2 separate regions of the Homo sapiens genome follow, and region 2 is linked to region 1. The links are chromatin loops, found by intact Hi-C in ENCODE. Cell type or tissue: PC-3. All regions are shown on one strand. Each heading gives the region's core, and the rest is flanking DNA. Links, peaks and the distances in the headings are about the cores only.

Evidence for each region. A loop is a pair of places that touch in the nucleus more often than their neighbours do. Peaks named below come from ENCODE experiments on the same cell type or tissue, not always from the same donor. Only the 100,000 strongest peaks of a DNase experiment are listed, where the experiment ranks them.
Region 2: it touches region 1 in a loop (7-fold over the local background); 6 of 110 quality-filtered maps call a loop at or near these places.

What each region holds. Positions count from the first base shown.
Region 1 is chr11:1,113,495-1,116,393 of GRCh38, reverse strand. No RefSeq gene overlaps it. Among named protein-coding and RNA genes, the nearest start is that of MUC2, 40 kb to the right of the region's middle. RefSeq lists enhancers at 1,888-2,417, 2,418-2,899. In PC-3, for the core only: a CTCF peak has its summit at 1,468 (motif pointing left); a DNase peak (open chromatin) is centred at 1,463; H3K27ac peaks cover 1,042 bases.
Region 2 is chr11:1,221,242-1,224,140 of GRCh38, reverse strand. MUC5B (mucin 5B, oligomeric mucus/gel-forming) reads right to left here and starts at 1,075. Exons shown (of 49, transcript NM_002458.3): 1 at 948-1,075. The coding sequence starts at 1,017. RefSeq lists enhancers at 1-536, 537-1,234. In PC-3, for the core only: no CTCF peak of the experiment used is centred there; no DNase peak of the experiment used is centred there; H3K4me3 peaks cover 654 bases; H3K27ac peaks cover 1,322 bases.

The DNA of each region.
Region 1 (2,899 bases), core at 147-2,646:
CGGCCCAGCACCCTCAGAGAACAACCCTCCTTCCTTGTAGATGTGGAGCACCCACCCACCTCAAAGCATCATCGTAAGCACATGGGCTGTTCCAGGCATCCACTTGCCTATCCCGGCACCAATGCCACGCTGTCTTAGAGGCAGGCGTCCCACATGATTCTTCTCTGAAACTCACTTAGCTCTGCTTGGCTCTCTGGCCTTCCACGTGGACCTTTGGACCAGCCGGCCAAATCCCACGAAAAACTCAGCTGGGATTGAGAAAGGCTGTTTGCGGAGAATCGACCTCGTTTTTCACTTTTTAAAATTAATCTCATTTTTCAAAACTTACACTTTTCATTCATGAACGTGGCATACGTCTCCATCAGTCAAGTCTTCTTTTATGCCCTTTGCAATGTTATAGTGGCCTGGACACCTTCCATCTGACGTTTTCTACATAGGTATCTTCGTAGGTTTTGAGGCTGCTGTTAATGAAGTATTTTTCTATTATATTTCAGCTTGGTTTCTACTGGTGTAAACATACGCTATTGTTTTTTCCCTCATCAACCTTGTCTCCAACATTACTGAACCCTCTCATTAGTTCAAATAATAGAGTCAAAAATTCTCTTGGTTTTTACATCTTCATGTTTCTTTCTTTGTTTGTTTGTTTGTTTTTGTTTGTTTTTGAGACAGAGTCTTGCTCTGTCACCCAGGCTGGAATGCAATGGTGTGATCTCGGCTCACTGTAACCTCCGCCTCCCAGGTTCAAGCCATTCTCCTGCCTCAGCCTCCCGAGTACCTGGGATTACAGGTGCCCACCACCACCACCTCCCGGGTAATTTTAGTATTTTTAGTAGAGATGGGGTTTCACCATGTTGGCCTGGCTGGTCTTGAACTCCCAACCACAGGTGATCTGCCTGCCTCAGCCTCCCAAAATGCTGGGAATACAGGCGTGAGCCACCGTGCCCAGCCAGTTGGCTTTTACATCTTGATAATCACATTATATGAAATAAAGGCCAGGTACAATGGCTTACACCTGTAATCCCAGCACTTTGGGAGGTCAAGGCAGGCAGATCACTTGAGCCCAGGAGTTCAAGGCCAGTCTGGGCAACATAGCAAAACCCTGTCTCTACAAAAAATAAATTAAAATGAAACAAATCAGGACAGTTTTGTTTCCCAATGCTGGTCTTCATTTCTTCTTGCTCTTGTCTCACGGACTTGGTGAAGCCTCCAGCACCCCCATAGAGGGAAGGCACAGCCATCGCCAACATCTCCCATGTCCGCTGGCTTCTGTGGGAGTGATTCTCAAGTCCCAGCAAGCGGAGGGGTTCGATGTGTGCTGTAGTTTCTGGGCAGATGTTCCTAAACAGGTTAAGACGGCTTCCTTCTAGTCTGGGCTTGCTCTTTTTATAATAGCGAGTTGAGACACGCTGTTGACTCCCATCAGACACCTGTCTGCACCTAAGATCCTTCCGTTTTTAAATCCTCCACACGTCTCTGGCACCCTCTCCTGCCTGGTGGTGGTACAGCAGCCCCAGGGACTCGGTGTCTGAGCAGAGCCAGAACCTCTCAGGGGACTGGGACATGGACAAGACCCTCGGTCTCCCGTCCCCACACCGTGACCACGGAGGCAATAGCTGCTCCCACAGCCTAGGCCCTGGAGTGAGCGGATGTAGTGGAGGGCACCAGCCACGCAGCCACAAACGGAGCATGAACCAGACAGAACCCTGCTGCCGTGAACCACCAAGACTCGGGGCCAGGTGCAGTGGCTCACCCCTATAATCCCAGCATTTTGGGAGGCCGAGGCGGGCAGATCACCTGGGGTCAGGAGTTCGAGACCAGCCTGGCCAACATGGTGAAATCTCATCTCTACTAAAAATACAAAATCAGCTGGGTGTGGTGGTGGGCGCCTGTAATCCCAGCTACTCAGGAGGCTGAGACAGGAGAACCGCTTGAACCCGGGAGGCGGAGGTTGCAGTGAGCCGATATCACACCACTGCACTCTAGCCTGGGTGACAGAGCGAGAATCTGTCTCCAAAAACAGAAAAAGAAAAAGGGTCTTTGCAGATGTGATTAGATTGAGGACCTCACGAGATCAGCCTGGATTATCAGGTGGGCCCTAAATCCAAAGACCAATGTCCTTAGAAGAGACGCAAAGGGAGAAACGCCCAGGAGAAGCCCCGTGGAGACGGAGGCAGGGCATGGGCGATGCAGCCGCAAGCCAAGGAACGCCCAGAGCCACCTGCAGCTGGAAGGGCCAAAAGCATCTTCCCCGGAGCCTGAGCGGCCTTGTGGCACCGCCACGCCTGCACCTCAGACTCCGGCCTCCGGGACTGTGGGAGACAGCTTTCCTGTGGCTTTCGGCCCCCGGTTTGTGGTCATTTGCTGGTGCCGCCCGGAGCACCCGACAGCCAGGCGCATGGCCTGTTTCAGCCCACGGAACAACAGCAAGTCTCACCTGGGCGGAAGGGAGGAGTGCGCGCTGGGGCCTTCCGTCTGCTCCCAGAAACAGGGAGGCCGCCGTGGGAACAGAACAGCCAGCTTCTTCCAGAGAATGCGAGAACTTGACCCCAACCCGTGCAGCTACTCCGAGGGGGTGGCCGGCTGCCCACCTGGCTGGCGGGCTCCCTATCTCCTCTGCTGTAGGCTTAGCCCACTGTGGTGAGCCCGGGGAAACAGGTAGCCCCTGGCCCGAGTCACCCCTAGGGAGACCCAGGAGGACCCAGCTGGGGGCATGAGTTATGCGAGGAAGAGGAGGGCGCTGGGGATAAAGTCGGGGGCTGCACCGTGACTGGACGGGGTTGGGGGGAGCCCCTGCGTCTCCCTGCCCCTCCGTTGGCACCAACCCTGCCTCCACCTGAAGGGGCAGCTCCCTCCCCACCCTCAACACCTGCACTGGAGTTCTGGACACAGAGAACCCAAA
Region 2 (2,899 bases), core at 167-2,666, 110 kb before region 1:
ATGGCCCGGAAGAATCAGATGCAAGGAGGTGGCTATTCTGGTCAAACCAGCCCCCAAACCTTGCAGCCAGACGCAGCTCCCCCCGGGCCCAGGCTGGGAGCCACTGGGGGAAGCCCCCTGCCTCCAGCCCTGCTGACCACCCAGCCTCCCTTCCACAGATGGAGAGAGACCCCAGGGAGCCTCACCTGCCCAGCCCAGACCCCAAGCTTGGGAGGGGGTGGAGGGCGGGGCAGGGAGGGGCTGCAGCAGCCTCATGGCCAGCCCGGCTGGGTGTCTCCCGGTGGCCCCTGGGGCTGCATCTTTCTCTATTGACAGTAAGTATTAATGCTGCGGCTCTGGCCAAGAGACAGCAGACGAGGGAAAACGCTCGGCTGAGAGCCAGGCAGCCCGTGCGGCATGAGATGCCCACAGATGGGCCGTGGGAGTCGAGCGTGGGTTGAGGCCGGGGCTCTTGCGGCTGGCTGTGCAACCCTTGAGGGTGGTACCCTCACCTGCCCTGCCAGCTGTGATCCCCAGGGAGGTCGTGAAGGGTAGAGCCGGTCCTGGACAGGGGTCCACGCTAAGCCTGCCCCTGCTCACTCTGATGCCTGGGCCTCATGGGGCTCCAGAGAGACCCCCAGCTGTGACCCCCTCCCCCATTGCCCACTCCTGTCCCACCCCCAAGACCAAGACCCTTTCGGTGGTCTCCCAGGGGCCTTGCCCTGCGGTCAGGGGCCCACCTTCTCCTGGACACCCCATCCAAGCCAGCCCCTGAGTTTCCTGACACTGTGAGCCCGTGGGGCCCCAGAGCCCTGTGTTGGGGACGGGTAGGGTCCCATCCAGGACACTCAGGGAGTCGTAGGGGGATCTGCCCGTGCACTCTGCAGGAGAAGCTCCCAGGCAAGCGACCTGCAGAGACCCCCGCCGTGAAGACAGCATCGAGAGGGGGCGGAGTGGGGGGCTCTTACCTGCCTGCGGCACCACGAGCATGGCCGCCAGAGCCAACACCAGCGTCCGGCACGCGCTCGGGGCACCCATCCTGGGGGCTGGCACGGGTGGGGGGACGGGGACGGGCAGGGAGGGAGCCGGGCCGGGTGCTTGCTCCCCTGGGGGCCCCAGCTTATGTAGCAGGGAGCCTTGGCCCCAAGCCAGGCCAGGCCACGCAGGGCACCATGCTCTTCCCCGCTCCAGCCACGTGTGTTTGCTCTCGGGGAGGGGCTGTGGCAGGGGAGAGGCCTGGATCAGGAAGGATTTGCAGCTCTGTGCCCTGAGGCCCAGGACGCCCCCACCCCCAGCAGCTTCTGAGAATCGGAAGGGAGAGAAGGGCCTACCCCACCTGGCACCCGTCCTAGATGGCAAAGCCGCTGGAAGGCAGGGCTGGCCTTGGACGCAGGGTCCATGGAAACAGTGGTCAGCCAGCCTGCCTCACACTCAGCCCCACTGCGGCTCCTGCTGGAAGGGAATCCCAGCCTCTGGGCAGCACCCCCAGCCACTGACCATGGGTCCCCGAGGCCCGGGGAGGGCCCACGAGGCTGGAGCTCCCCTCCCACCACTGCTTAGCCCACGGGGAGGCCGGGAGGCTCCTGCTGAGCTCAGGCATGCACATGGCCAGGATGCTCAGTCTGGGTGGCTTGTGGGGGTCCCTGGAGGAGGCTCTATTTCCAGAGACCCCAGCCCAGCTGACCAGAGCCCCTTGAAGACCGTGGGAGGTCTCTGGGCTGATCTGTTTCAAGGTTCACATTCAAGGGGAAACTGAGGCCCAGAGTGTCTCCTGGCCATGCACATCGGGAGTCAGCTGCGCTTGTCCAATGCCAGCCCTGATCCAGCCAGGCCAGAGGCTCCGGCCCTGAGTCCCATTTGGCCTCCACCTCACTCTGGGGCCTCCTCATTAACCCTGGCAGGGTTGAGGAAGCAGCTGCTCCGGGGGGTCCTGGACCTGCCCGGGGTCCTCCGCCTGCCCCAGGTGGGAGCCGCAGAAGCCTAGCACCTCCGGCTGGTGTCGGGTGGGCTTCCTGGGGGCTATGTGGTAAACCTCCTTGACGAGCGTCATCTACAGGACAGACAGCGTCATCTGCAGGACACTCCGTCCGCGCTGCAATACCTCTTGCAAACACCTCCTGCCCGTGTGACCTGCACCTCAGATGCTCCCACCTCCTGGCTCCCTGGTCACCAGCGTCCTGAATGCTCCGTGGCGCAGACGCCAGGCAGGAAGCACCAGGTCGGGTGGTGTGGCCTCGTCCGGCCCCATGGGGACCCTAGGGTGGTGTCCAGGTCTGTTGTTTTATTTACGTCACAGTCCCCGTCACGGGCCCTGCACCAGCTCCCCCGCGTTTGTCTTTCTGAAGTTAAATTCTTAGAGGTGGGATTTCTGGGACAAGACGAAAGCCCATCTTCAAAGCTTCTGACCTGTCTCACGCTCAATAGGATGGCGGGGATCAAGAAACACAGGAAGTAGGAAGTGTTGGCAGAGACGTGGGGACCCGGAGCCCTGTGCCCTGCTGGTGGGGGTGACCAGCAACTCCACTCTGGGTCTGTCCCCAGAAGAACTGAAGGCGGGTCCTGAGGGACATTTGCACACCCATGTCCACAGCAGCATCACTGACAAAGGGCAGAAGCTGCCCATGTGTCCCTGGGCGGAGGACTGGGTCAGCATCGTGAGGCTGATCCGTGCGGTGGAATACGGTTCAGCCGTGAAAAGGAGAGGCTGGCCCAGGCTGCTCCATGGGGGAAGCTGGGGACACTGTGCAGAGTGAGGCAGGTGGACACAGAGGACAAAGGCAGGAGGGGCCACTCGTGTGCTGCCCCTGGAGTCATGAAACCCGCAGAGACGGAGTGTGGACGGTGGGCGCCAGGGGCTGGCAGAGGGGATGGTGAGCTGGTGTTGCATGGGGACAGGGTTTCAGCTTGGGAATGTGAGAAC